4 separate regions of the Homo sapiens genome follow, and regions 1, 3 and 4 are each linked to region 2. A link is a loop called in an ENCODE intact Hi-C map of the cell type or tissue named here. Cell type or tissue: CD4-positive, alpha-beta T cell. All regions are shown on one strand. Each heading gives the region's core, and the rest is flanking DNA. Links, peaks and the distances in the headings are about the cores only. Region 1 holds the start of TAMALIN (trafficking regulator and scaffold protein tamalin). Region 2 holds the start of ACVR1B (activin A receptor type 1B). Region 3 overlaps LOC124902934 (a long non-coding RNA gene). Region 4 holds the start of SCN8A (sodium voltage-gated channel alpha subunit 8).

Evidence for each region. A loop is a pair of places that touch in the nucleus more often than their neighbours do. Peaks named below come from ENCODE experiments on the same cell type or tissue, not always from the same donor. Only the 100,000 strongest peaks of a DNase experiment are listed, where the experiment ranks them.
Region 1: it touches region 2 in a loop (11-fold over the local background); 5 of 110 quality-filtered maps call a loop at or near these places.
Region 3: it touches region 2 in a loop (2.5-fold over the local background); 7 of 110 quality-filtered maps call a loop at or near these places.
Region 4: a loop joins it to region 2, with 6 times the contacts of the local background. A loop is called at or near these places in 2 of 110 quality-filtered maps.

What each region holds. Positions count from the first base shown.
Region 1 is chr12:52,004,288-52,009,110 of GRCh38, reverse strand. It overlaps TAMALIN (trafficking regulator and scaffold protein tamalin), which reads right to left and starts at 2,165. Exons shown (of 8, transcript NM_181711.4): 1 at 1,846-2,165. The coding sequence starts at 2,091. It overlaps TAMALIN-AS1 (TAMALIN antisense RNA 1), which reads left to right and starts at 1,456. Exons shown (of 1, transcript NR_146770.1): 1 at 1,456-2,861. RefSeq lists enhancers at 1-126, 737-1,422, 3,050-3,109, 2,795-3,481 and a silencer at 2,195-2,344. In CD4-positive, alpha-beta T cell, for the core only: no CTCF peak of the experiment used is centred there; DNase peaks (open chromatin) are centred at 1,350, 2,270, 2,670 and 3,130; H3K4me3 peaks cover 1,642 bases; H3K27ac peaks cover 909 bases.
Region 2 is chr12:51,949,544-51,954,366 of GRCh38, reverse strand. It overlaps ACVR1B (activin A receptor type 1B), which reads right to left and starts at 2,668. Exons shown (of 9, transcript NM_004302.5): 1 at 2,533-2,668. The coding sequence starts at 2,623. RefSeq lists silencers at 2,674-2,723, 2,754-2,813 and an enhancer at 2,271-2,890. In CD4-positive, alpha-beta T cell, for the core only: no CTCF peak of the experiment used is centred there; a DNase peak (open chromatin) is centred at 2,816; H3K4me3 peaks cover 2,064 bases; H3K27ac peaks cover 321 bases.
Region 3 is chr12:52,023,370-52,028,192 of GRCh38, reverse strand. All of the region lies in intron 1 of LOC124902934 (a long non-coding RNA gene), which reads right to left. It also overlaps a transcript of NR4A1 not described here. Among named protein-coding and RNA genes, the nearest start is that of TAMALIN-AS1, 18 kb to the right of the region's middle. RefSeq lists enhancers at 1,631-2,568, 3,114-3,408, 2,569-3,506 and a silencer at 4,213-4,672. In CD4-positive, alpha-beta T cell, for the core only: CTCF peaks have their summits at 2,206 and 2,405 (motif pointing left); DNase peaks (open chromatin) are centred at 2,342, 2,632 and 3,202; H3K4me3 peaks cover 1,098 bases; H3K27ac peaks cover 1,116 bases.
Region 4 is chr12:51,588,236-51,593,058 of GRCh38, reverse strand. SCN8A (sodium voltage-gated channel alpha subunit 8) reads right to left here and starts at 1,826. Exons shown (of 27, transcript NM_001330260.2): 1 at 1,700-1,826. RefSeq lists a silencer at 2,074-2,323. In CD4-positive, alpha-beta T cell, for the core only: no CTCF peak of the experiment used is centred there; DNase peaks (open chromatin) are centred at 1,838 and 2,178; H3K4me3 peaks cover 1,385 bases; H3K27me3 peaks cover 1,418 bases.

The DNA.
Region 1 (4,823 bases), core at 1,014-3,513, 55 kb before region 2:
GCGACCCACTTCCTGTCTGCCCCTTCCCAGCTCCACATCCACACCTGTTTTGGTGCTGGTGGAACTATTTGCCAAGTGCCACTACTGGCACCACTCCTCAACTTTCTCTACAGGCCTTACCTTCATACCTGGGACTGCAGGGACACAACCATCCTCCTGGGTTCCAGATCCATGAACCTCTAAGCCCTTGCTGGTTTCCACACTGGCAGCAGGTGGGGAGATCATTATTCTAAAATGGTCTCCACCCCTAGGGCCCATGTCTGTAGAGGCTCAGGCCATCCAGACTCCCAAAGCTGAGGCAGGGGCTCTTCCCCAGTGGGATTCAGAGGATAGGTGTCCCCTGGGCTCACCTATCAAGGTGCTCCGAGGACCTTCTGCCAGTTGGGTCTCTCCATCTAATTTCTCAGCTACAGACAGTGGCTTGGGAGGGCTGGGGTCAGGGACCCTGTCCCGAAGGGCTGGCAATCCCAGCCAGAATGTGGGGTCAGAGGTGCCAGGTCTCCTAAGGTACAGGCCGTTTCAAGGACCAGTTGTGGATCCCAGCTGCAGGTGACCAGCTGTGCCCAGCTATACCTGGGTCTCTCTCTCCATTGCCATATATTTTGTGCTTTCTGGGACAAAACATCTTAGATGTCAAACTTGTCAGCAAGTCTCACTAAAGGACCGAGACTGGGAGTTCTTTAGGGGTGGTGGTGGGGGGTGTGGAGGAAGGATGAGAGATGAAGGTTCCTGTCTCTTCAGGGTCCTTGATAAACTAAAGTAGTCTCTCACCCTCCCTAACTTTTTGGTCCTGGGAGGAGGTCCAGTCCCAGAGCAGCCCTTTTCTTTGGAGCCTGCACAGCCCAGGGCCTTTCTGTTCTGTGCCTTTGCTAACCCTCCCCCAAAGCTGCCCAAGGCAAGGAAGAGAAGGTTCAGAACCAGATTGGCCTCAGGGGTGGGGACAGTTCCCAAACGGCCAGGGAGGAAGGACTGGGCAGCACAGAGAGACCCCTTTGTCTTTCAACATGATTTTCATAAAATGCAAATTCTCAACAAGCTGTTCATTGTGTGGGGGCTAGCTGGGGGCCGGGGCGAAGGAGGGCGGCTGGGTGAGGAAAGGCCACCAGGCCCCTCTTCTTAACCTGGTGTTGTGTAGGTTCTGAGCCTCAGGTCTCCTGGGGCCAGAGGAAGAGGCTGGCAGAGGGGACTCAGAGGTGGGCGCGGCCCGCATCCTTCCTGCCCCGCGGGCGCCCTGCGACCCCTCCCACTGCGTCCGGTTCCGACAGAAGTCCAGGGAGCAGTGGCCCTCGCGCCCCGTACGTCAGACGTGGGGCCAGGCGGCAGGCCCCCAGCCCAGGAATCGGGGAGTCCCCTCGGAAGGGTGTGCTATCCGGAGTCAGCGGCTCCCCACGCACTTCCTCAGAGTGAGAACGCACGCGGCGCAGCCACCGGCCCGCTTCTCCCACCGGGGGCTCTCGGACCTTCAACTTGCCTGGGGCTGTCTCTGTCCCTCGGGCGAGGGGCTCCTGGGGACCCAGGACACCTGGCCACGGGGAGGCGGGGCATGGGGGGCAGAAAGCCAGATGGAGCGGGTAGGAGAAGGGGGGTGCTGGGAGGAGTCAAGGAGGGAGAGAGGGGGCGTGCATGGGGCGCGGAGTTAAGAGCCACCGAGCCTGGGCGCGGTGTGCAGGCGAGGGCCACGGCCTTCGCAGCAGCGGGGAACGCGGGGAGTCGAGGCACCCAGCGGGCCGGGGAAGAAGGTGGGGGACTCCGCGGACGCCGAGGAGAGGGCACTGCGGAGTCAGCAGGCCCTGTAGGGAGTCGGAGAGGGGCTGAGCAGATCCTGAAGGCGGGCGGGGGACGCACCTTTCGGCGGGGCAGGGTGCCCCCGGACACGGCGAGCGCGCGGTACAGCTCGGCAGGGTGATAGTCCTCCAGCGCCGCGTACAGCTCGTCCGCTGGGGGCCCAGGGGTGGCGGCTGCGGCAGGGGGTCCCGGGGTCGGGACCGGAGCGGCGGGCGCGACTTCCGAGTCGGGAGTCCGGGCGGCGGGGTCCGGGGTGGCCGCCGCCTCCTCCTTCTGCTGCAGCTTCCTGAGTCGGCGGAGGGTCATGGCTCCGGCGCCGGACGCCCCTCAGAGACGGCGCTGGCTCCCCTCGGCGGGGCTGGCGGCGGCTGGGGGATGCCAGCCGGGCGGGCCGCGGGTCGCCTCCCTTTATAGGCTCCGAGAGCGGGGCGGGGTTGGGGGCGGGCGGGGAGCTGCCTCGGGTGGCCTCGCCCCCAGCACGGAGGACCCTCCCCGCGAGGCGCCGCCGCCCTGGAGCCCCGCCCACGGCGCTCGACGGCCGGGGAAACTGCGGGAGCTGGGCGCTCAGTGGGGGAAAACGAGCCGCGGACGCGAAGGGGCGGGATGAGGCCCCCGGGGCGGGGCTCGGGGCTCGGGGCTGCGTGATACCTGGAGGGGTCTGTGAAGGGACATTGCGCAAGGTTTGAAATTTAGGGACGAATAGCTCTGGCGATTCATGGAGTGGGGCACGGTAAGAGGTCACTGTAAGAAGCCTGGGGAGTCGGGGAGGTAGGGAGAGTCACGGAGATCCAAGGGGCTGCAGGAGACTCCAGGGCAGGGAGAGCGGCAGCGGGGCTGCGCAGGAGTAGGGGTGGAGGCCCGATGGAGGAGGGAGGAGACTCCCTGAACTCACTGCGCAGAAGCCCCCAGGGAGGGAGAGGGCCCAGGATTTTCCCTTGACGCAGCTGCCCCAGAAGAGCTGAAAGAGGCTGCCCCCTGTTCGCACGTCTAGGAAGAAGGGAAGAGGTGGAAACCCTGAAAGCAGTAGGCTTAGTTCTGGCCTGTCCCCTCCAAGGGGCTTGAGTGATCCCTGCTGGCAACACCTTTCCTCAGCTCCTGATGCCGGGGTCAGATCCCCCTTCCCAGGAGACAGACGCTTACTGTGGACTTGACTCAGGAGGTTGGGATGAGCCCAGGCTGAGTGGGAGTTCAGGGCTGGGGGGATGGCCATGCTCAGCCGTTCTCTGACCCCATCTTAGGGACCATCCCCCAGGCTGTTACCATGGCTGCCAGGCGGTAGGAGAGGCGGGAATGGCCCAGCCGAAGTCTCTGTCGTCAGTGGTGCCCGAATAAGAAGTGAGAGGAGGAAGTGGAAGGCAGCGTCTGGTGTCTAAAGAGCGGCTAGCCACCACAGGGCGTCAGCAGCACAGGCTGGGGACTCCATGTCCCAACACCCATCGGCCAAGAAGCAGAGGCGGCAATGCGGTGCCCTTGTCTGTCCCCTCCCTCCTCCCCCAGTCTTCCCAAATCTGTTATGCCTTCACAGTTAACATTTATTGAGCACTTAGCATGTGCTATGCACACTGTTTGTTCTGTGTGTCCTTTTACATACATGCATTAACTCACTTGGTCTTCATAACAACCCTACGAAATAAGCACCATTATCCTCCCTTACAGATGAGGAAACTGAGGCCCAGAGAAGATAAGTAATTTGCCCTAAGTCACTCAGCGGCAGAGCTGAGATTCAAAGCCAGGCAGCCTGGTTCCAGAGCCTGCAATCTAACCACTCTGTGATGTTGTCCAACATTTAAGCCCTGCTGTGTGCCAGGTACTGGCTGGGCACTGGGGTTACAGAGGCTCTTGGCCTGGTAGGGAGTGGTACCTTGCACATGTGCTGTGTTAGACACGTGGCATAAGGAGCACAGAGGGGCAATGGCCACGTCCACCTGCGAGGCCAGGAAAGACTTTCTGCCTCCTGCCTGTCTCAGTTCTTGCGCCTGGCTCAGTCTTCTTCTCTAGTCTCCTTGACTCTGTGTTCTCCTCCCCACCCCCAGTCCTCTAGGCCCCCATCCCCTACAAGAGGTGTGGGTGGAAGAGGGTGCTTTTCCGCCCCTCAGTGATTGCACAAGTCCAGATGGCAGGATGCTTGTTGGGTGGGGGGCCGGGGTGGATTGAGGACTGCCAGGAGCTAAGAGGTAGCTCTCTTAGTGCCTTCTTCTCCCTCCTCCCACCTCCCGCCTTGGCACCACCAAGTGGCCATCAGCTGAGGGGCCGAGGGGGTGTCAGTGGGGAAACATGGGACTCTATTGTGAAGCATTAGCACAGATGGACCCCAGGACCGTCTGTTGCCTGCTCCTGACAGACAGCATCTGTGGGGGGTGGGAGGGGGAGACGCAAAGCGGAGAGGCAATGATGTATATTCCATTCATTCCATTGCTTATCCCCAAAGGGACCCAGCAAAAGGGCATCTTGCACAACCTCCTCTGTGAAGGAGCCACCCCAGCTATCACAGAGGGTTACCTAATGGACATGTCTCCTTGCCTGAAACCTGGAGAAGTGGATGCCACAGGTGTGGCACAGCCCCTGTGTCTAACAGCCTGTGGAGCCAGTCATCCTTCAGCTGACGTGGAGGCAGACTTCCCCAGTTTATGTAGGGCAGTCCACCTCCAGGCCTCCAAGTGAGTGAACACCACCAGAGGACTGAAATTCGCACCTTGTTTCCTCCTCTTGCTAGGCAGAAAGCCCTAGAGAACCCCAGAGTAAGGGTGGGCCCAGGAAATGCAATTTTTATCAAGTTCTTTGTGTGATTCCTTAAATCCTGGGATTTCAGAGCCAGAAATGGCCTTATGGTCTGGAAAGGATACCGTATGGTCCAAGCCCTCATTTAACAGAAGCAACTGAAGCCAGAGAGAGAAAGACAGAATCATAACAGGGACTAGAACCCACTAGAACCCAAGTCTCTTGACTCCAGAGACTGTTTAATTCAGCTGCTGGTAGCTCCCTGAGAGCTCAGAGATCCCTGCCTGCTTCCTCCTCCCAATTTCCCCAGTTTCTCCAAG
Region 2 (4,823 bases), core at 1,354-3,853:
CTCAATTTTACATTTTTAAATGTGAAAATTCCAAAGCCAGGCCTTAAAACATGTACACCTATCAAACGGATGCTATTTCTAACTGAAACTCATTCTCCTTATCACTGGCCTTTTACTAAGTCCTAGTTAATTCATTAATTAATAGAAACACCTATCCCTTACTGCCCCTCACATCAAGTCCAAGTATCAGGCATCAGAGCTGTCTGGCTCTGTCACTCCTCCAGCCCACGTAGGGGAGCACTATATAGGAAATGCAGGGGAGGGGAAAAAAATCAACTTCTTGTTATCCCACAGCCTCTATTTTCCCAGAACTGACGTTTTACTTTAAGCCCTTTGCAGCAGTGGTCTCCATAGCATACACTATTGGCAACTAGACGTGTCCTGGAAAAAACTGTAGTGTCTGGCCAAGAAGTTTAAAGGCCCTGGAGAATGTTTGCTGGACACACAACCTAATTTCCAATTTACCAAAAAAAGAAACGAACTCCCTATTTTACTCACCCACCTTAACCCCCACAAACATCCATTTTAGGAAGGTTACAAAAAAATGAACTCTGCCCCATTCAGAACCACTTGGATTATCAAACATTCTTAACTAGGCTCACAACCAGAAAAACCCCACAAACACTACATCAAATCAGCAGGGAAATGACTGTTAAAAATCCTGGATATATTAGGGGCAGGATAAAAATTCCTATATGAGGATTTAAAGATTTATACATACACACATAAAATGACAAACCTAGAGGTTCAATCTCCCTTTTTTTTTTTTTTTACTACCCAGTAGAGAACATTATGTTACACATTCCAAAAACATGGCCCTTAATAAGGCCCGACGAACATCCTTATTCATGCAAATCATTATCTCACCACAAATGTCAAGCTCTGTTCATACACCTTCACCATGTTTCTCAAACCCCACAGCACAGATACCTAAGCCACAGAGCAGTGAGGCCGAAGAACACACACGAGGTGCTTAGGAGAAGCATTAGCCCGTGAACAAAGACCCCGCTGCACAGGCTCCACCACTGGGAACAAATATCAAAGCCGGAGATAATGAACTTGTTTTTGAGATTCCAAAGTGGCATGGTGTCTTTTCTTGACTGTCTGGTTTATTAAAGACGACTGAACCCACCTGAGAATCATTATTTTTAGTGTAAGAGAAGAGAGCCACAGAACACACTTTATCTCCCATTGCTGGAAGGTTAGGGGCTGCTGAGAAGTCAAAGCATCAGGCTTTGTACGTCAGGAGCGAATACAATCCTGATCATCTCTCCCAGATCCATCTGTGGGTCAATAATCGCTTCAATATAACTGCCAAATATAACCTTCATCTGCTACCCCAAGGCCAAAACACATTCGCCAAGACTCTCTTAAATGAAATATTTTAGGGTTTCATCTGCTCTTCTCAGCCCCCAAAGCCTCAAAAACAACACAGCCAGCGAAGTGTCCCGCAAAAAGGTACCCGCTTCTACAGAGAGGAGAGTGGGGGGGTGGTATAAGGCGAGCCGCAGACTGTGGGGATTGGGAGGTAAGGGGTGTGTGAGGGTGGGCGGGCTGGGAAGAGGCATCGTGTAGGAAGGTAAATAAGTACTGACCAAGGGCCGGGAATACAGTCCAGTGGTGGGATCTTTAAATAATCTTGGGGGTTTGGAGACAGGTTCCAGGATTTCACCTGAAAGGCATCCACAAAGTGATTAACTGAATGGGCCCCCCGGGGTAGGGTGGGGGAGGCGAGGAGGAAAGCAAATACACCTAGATTCACATCAACCCTTGGGGAACTCGGTTCCATAGGGTTAGGGATTCCAAAGCCAGGCTCCAAAAAGGTTTAGGGGCCTGTTCGTCCCACTTCCTCCAAATAGCCTCCACGGGGCATGAGTGCCGGAGGGCGGAGGGGGGATTGCCCCACTGAACTCAAGGGATTGAGTGAAGGGGAAATGTGACTCCCTTTCCCAGAACATTAGGGAGGCAGTGGAGGGAGGGGAAGAAACACGCCAAGTGCAGGACCTGAAGGAAAGGTTAGAGACCCCTTCCCCTACAGTCTGAGGTGCGCGGACTCTCAACATCAGGTTCCCTCGGAGAGGCTAAGACCCCACCGCCCGAACCCCACAGTCTTGGCGGGAGAAAGACGCCCCCCAGGAGCACCTGGAGGGAGGGAAGAAAGCCCCCCGCCCCTGGACACGGTGAAGGGCAGAAACCACGGACCTCCAAATCTTGGAGCTGGAGGCTCAGACTCCCCTCTCTGGAACACGAGGGCGCTGGGAGCGCGACCCCTGAGAACTGCCCGAATCCAGTTCCGCCTGGAACAGGGCTCGGGTCCCCAGGGGCCCGGCGTGAGCTCCGTCGCCGCCGGGCGGCTGCGCCTCGGAGATCGGGGAAGCTGACTGGGGGTCACCCCGACTCCTCTGCGCCCCCCACCCGGCCATATTGTGCTCGTGGGGAGGGGGCGCGCTGTAGTCCAGCGGCCGCGGCTCGAGGCCTCGCCCTTGCCGGGCCCTCTCCATCCCGGCCCCCGCCCCCCGTCCCAGGACTCACCCTGGACCCCCCGGGGCCCGGACCCGCCGCTGCCGGCGAGCAGGAGGACAACAAGGGGGAAGAAGGAGGAGGCTCCGGCCGACTCCGCCATAGTAACCACCGCCGCCGCCGCCGCCGCCGCAGCCCAGCAGCGCCCAGCGCGCGCGCGCGCGCCCCCGGCGCCTCCCCTCCTCCCGCGGCCCGGCTCCCGCCTCCCTCTCCTCCGCCCGGCGCCTGCACGTGCGCTCCCGGCGGAGCCGGCGCCGCGGCCGCCGCGCGCGCCCCCGAAGGGCGGGGCCGGGGCGCGCGCGGGCGCCCGCCTTAAAGGGGAGTGTCCCTGTTAAAGGGGTGGGCGGGGCTCACGCCTCGGCCAACTTCGCGGATCGGTGCCGAGCCCGGCGCGGAGGAGGCCGGAGCCGAACGTGCAGTCTCCTCCCTCTCCTGCACCCCACGCAGTGCAGAATTATCTTATCAGAGTCGATCCCCCGCCCCCGTCGAATATTCTACGAATCCCGTGCGTGTTCCAGTTCCTCCATCCCTGCGCCTAGCCTCAAGCCCCCAGCGCGTCCCCTGGGATCATCGCCGCGGTCTCCTAACTGGTTTCCCTGCCTCGCCTCGCCCCCTGCCATCCTCTGGACGCGGCAGCCTGTGTGATGGAATCGCGGCACGCGCCTTTTCAGAACATAGCAAAGCTCTTTATTGATGACAGTATGGGTGAGGGTGCCGTGTGAGGCACTCTGATTGGGCTGGTAGGTAGAACCCTTTTGGTAAACAATTGGCATTATGCATCAAATGCCTTAAAATCTTCATATCCATTTACCCAGTATTGTCCCCTGTCCTCAAGAAATAATAAGAGGACAGATGTTTATGAAAAATGTTAACTGTATATTTATCATTGTAAAAAAGGTAGAAACTAAGTAGACAATAATAGAAAATGTTAAATTATGGCCCATCCATATGATGGAACATTATTTAGTAATTTAAAATCCTGTTTACAAAAACTATTGACATGAGAAAATGCTTACAAGATAATGTTAAATTAAAAAAGCAAAATGCAACACTGTTTACAGTATTATTCAAATTGTACTGATAATATGTGTTTATAGGAAAAAAAGACTGGAAGGATATTTACCCAATAGTAACAGTAGTTATTGCCATAATTTTTTTACTTTTAACATTTCAATAATTTCTAAATATTTTTCAAATAAATGTTACTTTCAAATCTAGAAGAAATGCTTAAGAAAGTAAACAAATCACTCCGTATCTTTCTGAAAAGAGGTCAGTTTCTTTAGCTTGAGAAAGAACTTGATATAAAGGAAAGGGCAGAATTTTTGCAGCCAGAGAATTCTGGATCTGAATTCTGCTTCCTACTAACTAGCTGTGAAAACTTGGGCAAGGTTTGAACCTCTCTAAGCACAGCTTCACCATCTGAGATCTAGGGGTGGAAAGGATGGCCAAGAGATAGGGAGAACAGTTGCTTAAATGGAATTCTCACCTTCTAAGTTTCACCAACCTGAAGAACTCCCATCGTCATATCCGGAAAAAATAAAGCTGAAGACACACTCGCCAGACACAGTGTACACACAATCACATAAAGTCATGGGGAGGCATTGTCTACAAGTTGGTCAGTGTAGCTGGATGAGTAAATAACTTATTCTCCTCTCCCTCATCTCCCCCAAATAGGCACACCCCACCCAGTCCGTCTAAGTGGTTTCCAATCCATGCTCTATCCACCAAGCTGTGGTGCACACAGTGCTAGGTTACTGTGTTAGTTTCCTACTACCAAACTGGGTAGCTTAAAATACAAATGTATTCTCTCACTGTTCTGGAGGCTAGAAATCTGAAACCATGGTGTTGGCAGGGCCATGTGCTCTCTGAAGGCTCTAGGGAAGAATCCTTCCTTGCCTCTTCTAGCTTCTGGTGGTTCCCAGGATCCTTGGTGTTGTTTGGTTTGCGGAAGCATAACCCCATGTCTTCACATGGTTATCTTCCCTCTGCATCTACATCTCTGTCCACATTCCTCTCTTCTTATAAGGATACCAGTCATTGGATTAGGGCCCACCCTAATCCAGTATGAGTGCAAATGATCTTAATTGGTTACATCTGCTGCTAAGATCCTCGTTCCAAGTAAGATTACATTCGCAGGTTCCTGGTAGACACGAATTTTGGGTGGACACTATTCAACCCAGTACAGTCACCAACCCCTGCAGTTAAGAAGGGAAAGCCAACCCCTCAGGAGCACATATCTGAAGCCAGGGGGGAGGGAGGTATCTTTCCTTATTTCTTGCTAAGTGCTGCCACTGTGGCTTCGA
Region 3 (4,823 bases), core at 907-3,406, 74 kb before region 2:
TCTCACTTTGTCACCCAGACTGGAGTGTAGTGGCACAATCTTGGCTCACTGCAGCCTCAACCTCCTGGGCTCAAGCGATCCTCCCATCTCAAACTCCCGAGTAGCTGGGACTAAAGGCACATGCCACCACGCCCGGCTAATTTTTGTATTTTTTGTAGAGACAGGATTTCATCATGTTGCCCAGGCTGGTCTCAAACTCCTGGACTCAAGCAATCCTCCCACCTCAGCCTCTAAAAGTGCTAGAATTACAGGTGTGAGCCACCGCACCTGACCAACATAATAATAATTCTTAACATATGATCACCATATGCTGGGAGAACGCCCTCCTACACTCCTGAGCCTAGCCACGTTACTCTCAGAAGTAAGGGTGTATGTGCCTAGTCCCTGGAGGGGTGTGTGGCTCTGCCCTCTGCAGTGGGCATCAGAGTGTGTGGGTGCCCCCCTGTGCCCAGGGCCACCAGTTCAGTAACAGAGTGGGCCGTGAAACAGGAGGCATGGGGATGTGGGTGGAGTGCAGCCCTGGAATGACACCTGCAGCCCCCACGTGCACCCCGAGTTTCTCAGGCTCCTCTTCCTCTTTCCTTGCGGGCCCTTAGCACAGGACTCAGAGCAGCAGAGCTCTCAGCCCTCCCAGTGCTGACTGTCTGCAGAGATCCAAGTGCTTGCTCTGGGCAAGGCCCTGGCTCCCAGCATCCAGAGGCTGCCAGTGGGCACAGCGTGGCTGGGAGCTGCCTTAGCTGCTCAGGCTTGGGAGAGGGACCATCCTGCGGGCACTCGAACCATAAATGTCCAGACACAGAATCACATCAGAGCCATCCTCAGCAGACCAGGCAGGGCTGCCTCCCAGGGAGAGCTGGGTAACCCGAGCTGCTGGCAGGCCCTCAGGTCACTTCAGGAGCACAGGGCGGTCAGCTGATGCTCCTGGGGACCATTCATCACGTCTCCCAGCCCAGCCGGTACAGCCTCAGCTATTTCCAGGCCTGGGTATGCAGCAGCTTATGTAACGGGCTGGAAGTCAGGGCTGGGCTAAGGGGCACTTGTGGTAGGGATGGGGCTGCTCCCACCTCCCACTGTAAGGCCCACCCCTCAGTCCCTAGTCTCCCTATGGAGATTTGTGGGGGGCCCACAGCTCTGGCTGGAATCCCTGTGGACAGCCACTGTGCCTATCAACACACCTCTCACTTCCTGGCCAGAAGATGCCTGGCCATCTGCGGTCCATGGAGTTGAGGCCACCAAGCAGCCTCTTCCTCAACCCCATCAGCCCTGCCCAGCCTCTGTGCTCTCACCTTCCCCTCCCCGCTCAGAGGAAGAGTGGGTATGTCTGCTGCTGCCCTCCGAGAGAACCTGTGCACATTCCTGAAGCCCCTCCTAGCTCCTGCAGGCCTAGTTTGGTGGGTGGTTAAGCTGGGCTCAAATACACATATTCCCAGTGTGGCTTTAGGCGGGCTTTGTACATCTGCTAAGCCTCAGTTGCTTGTTTGGGAAATGGAATGATAATAACAATATCTCCCTTTTGGTGTGGCTGTGACTGTGGGGCTTTAAGAGCACATTCCAGGAGGCAGATTGCCCAGCCCTGTCTATCTATGTGGCCTTGGGCCAGTCACTTAAGCTGTCCGGGCCTCAGTTTCCTTGTGTAGAACGGGACAGCGATATGACCTACCTCCCTGAGTTGTTGTGAGGATCCAGTGAGTTTTTATGCATAAAGCACTTAAAGAGTTCCTGGCATGAGGTCAGCACCATGTAAGTGTTGGCTATAATTAGACAATGTTTGGAGATCACTTTCCTCTGCCTTGGCTCCTAATAAGCTCTTGGTGAAAGGTAGTTGTTATTTTTAACTTCTTCGTTCTCCTTCACTGTCTTAATTCCCACCTTCATTTAGCCTTGCAATTTCCTTTAAATACCTTATCTTCTCCCCTCGTTTGTTGTCAATCTGCTGCACTACCAATAAAGGCGTGCATAAATTATATTTGTCCCATGTTTACATTCATAAAACATTTCCCATGCACTCCTGTCCCAACCTCACAGCAAACGCGTGAGCGAGCAGTGCAGCTCATGTCATTGCCCTCATTTTGAGAGCCCGGGACAGGGTGTGATCTGTCCAGAAGCATCAGCTGCTCAGGGGTGTGTCCAAGCCACCAGTGAGGGTATTCCGACCTTGGGCACCAGAGCACACCGGATGATGCACCCAGGGCGTGCCAGCTCGCTGCTGCCAGGGCAGATTAGCGCAGGGGGCCCTCCTGCTTCCGGTCCCAGCTGTGGGAGCGCCCACATTATGGGAGGAGAGGCCTGTGGGCTTTTTAAATACCTCCCATCCCAGCAGGATCCCCTGCGGCCCCCAAGTGCTGTACGGTGGTGCCCTCTGCTGGTAACAGGAGGTACTGCTACCTCTTATAAGGGAGGAAGGTGGATCCCTTCACATTTACGCAAAAAGCTAGCCAAGGCCGGCTATGTGCCAGGCCCTCTTCTAGGAACCACAGAGGAAAAGAACCTCGGAAAGCCCTGGCCTTTCATGGAGGTGTCTTCTATGGGAGGGATAAAGACAAAAACATTTATAAGAGAACGGCACATAACGAGAAGTGCAATGAAGAAAAACAGAGCCGGGTGAGCTGCTAGCGAATGATAGAGGGCGCTAGCGATACGGAACGGCCAGAGACGGCTTCTGCGAGGAGGCGACAATGTAGCAGGGAACTGAGCGAAGCTAGGAAAAGAAAGGCCCCTACCCGGGGAAAGGCCATGGAAACACAGGACCGGTGGGAAGGCGCTGAGATGGGGAAAGTCTGGGTACGCCGGAAGAACAGTGAGGCCCATGTGGTTGAGGGCAGTGCCGAAAGAGGCCTGGGGCGGTGGCTCACCCCTGTAATCCCAGCAGTTTGGGAGGCCGAGGCAGGTGGATCACCTGAGGTCAGGAGTTCGAGACCAGCCTGGCCAACATGGCGAAACCCCATCTCTACTAAAAATATGACAAATTAGCCGGGCGTGGTGGCGGCCGCCTGGAATCCCAGCTACTCGGGAGACTGAGGCAGGAGAATCACTTGAACCCGGGGGACGGAGGGTGCAGTGAGCCGGGGTTGTGCCATTGCACTCCAGCCTGGGCGACAGAGAGACTCTGTCAAAAAAAAAAAAAAAAAAGCAGCAGTGAGCAAGGTCCGAGAGGCGGAGGCCTCCAGCTCCTTCCTTACCACGTGGTGCATGAAGAAGGCAGAGCTCGTGCAGTCTCAGGAAGCAAAAGGAGAGCCCTAACCAGCATGCACTGGGCTGTGTGCGGGGCCTCACCGCTGCCTGTGAAGTGGGTATTCCTGGCATTACCACCATTTTGCAAAGGAGGAAACTGAGGCTGAGGAAGGTAGAGGTTGTGTGGTTTGCTCAAGGGTGGAAATATAAAGTCACAGAGCAAGAACCTAAATCCAGGTTTGTCTGACTCTAGTTTTTTGGTTGTTTCTTTTCTTTTTGGTTTTTTGTTTTCTTTTTCTTTCTTTCTTTTCTTCTTCTTCTTTCTTTCTTGTGACAGGATCTCACTCTGTCACCCAGGCTGGAGTGCAGTGGCCAGTGGCACAATCACGGCTCACTGCAGCCTGGAACTCCAGGATTCAAGCGAGCCTCCCATCTCAGCCTCTCCAGTAGCTGGGACTACAGACACTCAGATCATTTTTAAAAATTTTTTGTAGAGACGAGGTCTTGCTATGTTGCTCAGGTTGGTCTTGAACTTCTGCTCAAGAGATCCTCCGGCCTTGGCCTCCCAAAGTGTTGGTGAGCCACCCCTCTGGCCGAATCTGGGCTTTAAAACATAAGTTAAGCACTTGGAGAGAGAGAAAAAAAGGCAGCACAGAACAGCACGTAGAGAAGGGCCACAATTGTATTAAAATACGTATATGTATATTTTATATTCAGAAAAAAGGCTGAAAGCAATCCACTGCATGTGATAATCTCTGGAGGTGACTTATGTTTTCCTTCCACTGTGGGGCTGGGGCAGGGAGAAGGATGGTCGTCACCCCCGCAGAAGGCAAAAGACTGCCCTTAGCGTTGATAACAACCATACCTCACACTCACAGGCTCCTTCGCGGTTACAAAGGGTCCTTCTTCACTGCTGAGCGTTTGCTCCTCACCACAGCCATTTCACAGGAAAGGAAGCCAAGCCTCAGAGAGGCCGCGACTCTCCCTCAGATAGCCCGTGGCACGGCTGGGGCCAGGACCGACCTCTGCACGTTCCGAGTCCTGCAGGCGCATTTCCAGGAGAGAGGAGAGCTGGCAGAGAGGTCCAGGGGGGTCCAGGAGCCGGGCCGGGGGCGAGGTGACGAGTGTGGCCGTTCCCGAGTCTGCCGGCAGAGGGCGCCGCCGCCCCGCAAGTCGGCCAGGCCACGCCCCCTACCAGGACCCGCCCCTTTGCAGCGGGGAGCCACAGCACCCTGTGAGGAGCGGCTCGGCAGGCTGGGGTTCGAGGCCATGGGGATGAGAGGACGGTGGACGGGCTGGGCCGGGGCAGGAGGAGGAGCAGCAGGGGAGGGGCTGGGCCGGGGCAGAAGGAGGAGCCGCAGGGGAGGTCACCGGCGGGCCAGGGTCTGCGTGGGTGAGGGGTTGAGAGTGCAGAGGCGCCCGTGTCTGCGGCTGGGAGCGCGAGATGGAGGCGGGGTGGGGGCGGGCTAGTGCGAGGGGAAGGTCCCGGTGTGGCGGGCGGCGGTGCGCTACGGCGCCAGGACTTCCTGAGGCGGCGGGACTAGCTGCCTCGGGAGGCGGTTACTCACTCCGGCGCTGCCACCTGCTTCCTTCCCAGATCCCAGCAAAGCATAACCCCGAGGCCCCCTCTGCGCTCCCACCCCACTCGCGGC
Region 4 (4,823 bases), core at 885-3,384, 360 kb after region 2:
TCAGCATTTTAAGTCTGATTCCCCCAAGATTCCTACCAGGATGGTACCGTGTGGTAATGTTATCCAGCCATTTGCATCACAAATCAAAAAAAAAATTTTTTTTGAGAAAAGAATAAAAGCACAACATCCCCCCCTCCACATCTTCTAATGCACGTGGAGAAAAGAGAAGTGCAGAGGGATTTTGAGACAGTGAAAAACCTACCACACCCGAAATCTCCATTGGAAAGCTAAAACATCCCCCAGCCCTAACACACTGCTACCTCTCTCTAAAGGCTCTCCAGGTTCAAACTTGGGAAAACAGTTATAAAAAGCACTCTCCCCCTTTACCCCCATGGCCCCCACCCACACTTCCTGCTTCCATCCCTGACTCTCTGGTGCCCACTGTGCATAAAAAGCAGTTTTCCTTGTGTGGCAGAGCTTGCTCCATGCTAATTATTTCTCCCTCCCCCTGACTTTAGCCAGATGCAATCCAAAGTTTCTTCTACCCTCCCCCCAAACAGATGACATCCATTTATTATGAACGCTGATGCAGAACCTTGGAATCTCCGGACATAAAATGTATTCCCTCATGCTTCAAAAACTGCAGTGTAAGTGAGGAAGAGGGCATAGGGTGGAGTAGTCGGATGGAATGCATGGTTTGAAGAATCCTATTTATCGGGCTGAAAAATGGTTCCCATTCCATCCCAACTCGAAGCTGGGGCCCCTGAAAGGGTCTGACAGTCCTGGCTAACCCCTGGAAAGTTAGCCAAGTCTCCACCGGTGGTTGTTGCTGGCAATGGAGGGGATGGAGCTGAGCTCTCAGGAGAAACTGCAGAGGCTTTGCGGTGCCCCAAGGTACCAAGTGAGAACTAGAGAGGAGGGTCCAAGCCCACGGAGCTGGGCAAACAGTCCTGTACCCCAACGCTAACAAGAAGCCAAGGGTGCTGCTGCTGATGGTAAGGTGGGGGAGGGAGAGGAGAGGAACAAGCTCTGCATCGGGTGGCGTGGGGGTGGGGGGTGGGGGTGGGGGTGGGATGGGGGAAGGGGATATTCTCAAAGTGATGTGCTTCCAAATGCAGGAATCCTCGCCTGCCGAGGAAGGTCCCGGGAGCCCCCATCACAACTCCAGAGCACCCTGTTGGGAGGGGGACGAACGCATCCGAGTAAAGGACAGAGGGAGTCGGGAGTGCTGGCTGCGGGAAGAACCCAGGAGCCCTTGGCTTCTGCAGTTTTTAGCAGTGTGAAGCCGGCTGAGGGAGAAGGATGCAGTAAGACATGGGGGAGGGGGAGGGCTGAGGGGCTGCTGTAGGAAGATCCCGACAGCGCTGCCCTTCCCAGTGCAAGCCGGCTAGGGGCCCCAACTCTGCCCGGCACTGAGGGAGGGATGGAGGGCTGCACCGCGGAAGGGGCACCAAGGACGGGCCGTGTCCCTCACTGTAGCCGAGACGGAGAAAGCAGGGTGTCCGGGGTGGGGACTGGTGGTCCTCAGTTCTCTTAAGAGACCCCCGGTACACACAGTAGAAGGAAGCAAGAGTTCCAAACACCTGTCCAAAACAAGGAGAGCAGAGCCCCAGCTCCACGGCCCCTGGAGCCCCGCCGCGCACTCTGCGGCAAAGCCCCTGACTGGAGATGGGCGAGCCCCGCTCAAGGGTCCCGAGGCGAGAAGGGAAACCCGGAGGGCAGGAAGCAGCGCTAGGGCGGGGGCTCTGGGGCGACTTACGGCAGCGGCGGCGGCGAGGGAGGCAGCGGCGGCCCTAACGCGGGGCCCGGGAGGCGCGGCCGGACTGCAAAGGCGCCGAGGATGCGGCGGGCGGGACTGCGGTGGGCGCCATCTTGGAGCGCTCCCCGCGCCCGCCCCCCGCACCGCCCGAGTCCTTGCATAATTGATGACTCGCGCCCGCCGCGCGCCACCGCGCGCGCGCCCCTACTGCCGGGCCCCCCGCCCGCCCCGCCCCCGCGCCTACCCCTCCGCGCGCGCCCCCTGCCCGGGCCGGCCCCGGCCCGCAAGCGCCGCTGCCACCGCCCCCGCCCCCTCCCTGCGCTTCGCGCCCGCCCGCCCGCGCCCCCGCGGCCCACCTACCCCTGCAGGGCGCGCCCGCTCGCCCGCTCGCCTGCAGCGCGCCGCCCGCCCGCAGGCTCTCAGACTCGCGTCTCCGCGCCGCCGGGAGCGGATCAGGGGCAAGAGGGAACAGGGCGCCGGCAGGGGGCGCCGCGCGGGAGCGCCAGCGAGCGTCCCCGGGCCCGCCTCCACTACGCCCCCGCCGAGCCGCCGGGAGGGGCCGCGGGCTGAGGACCGGGACCCGCCGCGAGACGCTGGCTGGCTGCTCGCCAGCGCCGGGCGGCGAGACCCGAAAGCTGTCGTGGTGACCCGCGTGCTCTGTGGCCCGCGTCAGTGCCAAGTCTTACCTTTCTCCTGCCCCCCAACAGTGCCGCGCTCAGTGAAGTTTCTGACATCCAAAAGCGCAGGGAACTCAATTTACAGGATCTTGGGCCCACTGAAAAAACGAGAAGTCAATCAGCGGCAGGTGGAGGCTCGTGTTTCAGCCCACAGGGACCTGCTGCCAGGAGCGGGGAGGCGCTGCCTCCCTGACAGCCCCCAGGCCACCTCAGTCTTTCCGATCCTCAGTCTGTCCATCTGTAAAGTAGGCATGAGCATTTCGACCGCTCACTCCACCCTCGCGAGGATCTAGGTAATGAGTGCCAGAGCTCTTGGCACTTTACTGTGTCTCTCCTCTACTTAATATTTTCCTACCACCAATCACAAGAGGGAAAAAGGGTGTAACAACCTCTCCAAACCTCAGTGTTCTCGTCTGTAAAAGGAAACAGTCACAGTAGCAACCTTATAAACTTCTTGTTTGTACTAACGGGGAGCATGCACTTCACACATTGCTAACACAGCCAGGCACATGGTATGCTTATCACATAATGTGCCCTCTACAATACATTTAAAATTAGCTTTACTGGGGTATATTTGCGTGTGTTTAGATTGTACAATTTTGAGTTATGTGTGCACTCATGAAACCATCACCACCAAGGTAATGAACACACCCATCACCTCCAAAAATTTCTCCGTGTGCTTCTTTGTAATCACTCCCTGCATCGCTCGCCCCCACACACCCTCTCCAGGCAACCACTGATCTTCTTTCTATTACTGTACATTGGTTTGCATTTTCCGGAATTTTAAATAAATGGAATCATACAGTACAAACTCTCTTTTTTGTATGGCTTCTTCCACTCGGCATAATCGTTTTGAGATTATTCAGTCGTTGCCTATCAAGAGTTCTTTTTTACTGCTTAGTAGTATTCTTTATGGGGATACACCACAATGTGTTTATCCAGTCACCTGTTGATGACATTTAGGTTATTTCCAATGTTTGTCCGTTACGAACAAAGCTGTTATGAGCTTTCGTGTGCAGGTCTTTGTATGGATATATATGCTTTCGTTTCTCGTGGGTATAAATATCTAGGAATGGAATAACTGAGTCCTGTCTTAGGTGTATATTTAACATATTAAGAAAGGGCCAAACTGCCTTCCAAAGTGGTTGTGCCTTTCCATTCCTACTAGCAGCACATGAATTTCAGTTGTTCTACATCCTCACCAACATTTGGAGTGATCAGTCTTTTTAATTTTAGCCATTTGAATAGATGTGTAGTTTTATCTCGCTGTGGGTCTGTCGTCCATTTCACTAGTGACTAAAGATGTTGAACATCTTTTCATGGACTTGTCATCTGTAAATCCTCCTGGCGAAGTGTCTCTTCAAGTCTTTAGCCTATTTAAAAATTGGTGGGGTTTTTTCTTGTTAATTGAGTTTTACGAGTTGTTTATATATCCTGGCTGGGCTCAGTGACGCATGCCTGGTGTCCCAGCTACTCTGGACACTGAGCAGGAATAATTGCTTAAACCTAGGATTTCAAGTCCAGCATGGACAACACAGGAGACTCTGATTCTAAAATTTTTTTAAAAAAATTAAAGAGTTGTTTATATATTGTGGATACAAATCTTCTGTCAGACATGTGATTGGCAAATATTGTTTCCCAGTTTAGGCTTATCTTTTTATTCTTTTTACTCTCTTAACAGTGTTTTTCCAAAAGCAGAGGTTCTTCAGCCAGTTGTCCTGGTGCACACTTGTAGTCCCAGCTACTCGGGAGGCTCGGGCAAGAGGATCTCCTGAGGCCAGAAGTTGGAGGCTATAATGTGTTATAATTGGGCCTGTGAATAGCTGCTGCACTCAAGCCTGGCCAACATAGCCAGAACCTGTCTCTTAAAAAAAAAAAAATTAGACCTTCTTAATTTTTATGAAGTTCAGTTTATTATTTTTTCTTCTATGAATCATGCTTTTAATGTCATGTCTAATAAGTTTTTGCCCAACACAAGGCCCCAAATATTTTATCCTATGTTTCCTTCTGGAAATTTTATAGTTCTAGAGTTTACATTTAGGTTTATAATCCATTTTGAATTGATTTTTGTATGTGGTATGAAATGTAGTTTGAAGTTCTTTTGTTGTTTTGTTGCATAGATATATAGTTGTCCCCATACTATTTGTTGAAAACACTATCCTGTCTCCACTGACTACCCTTGCACCTTTGCAAAAAATCGTTTACTCAAGTATGTAAGAATCTAGTTCTAAACTCTCCTTCTGTTTCATTGATATATTTTTCTGTCTTGGCACTAATACCACACTGTCTGGATTACTCTGCCTTTATAATAAATCTTGAAATCAGGTACTTTCAGCCCTTGACTTTGCCCTTCGTTTTCAATATTGATCTTGCTAGTCTAGGTTCTTTGCATTTCCATATGAATTTTAGAATCACCTTGTCAAATTTCAACAAAAATCCACTGAGAT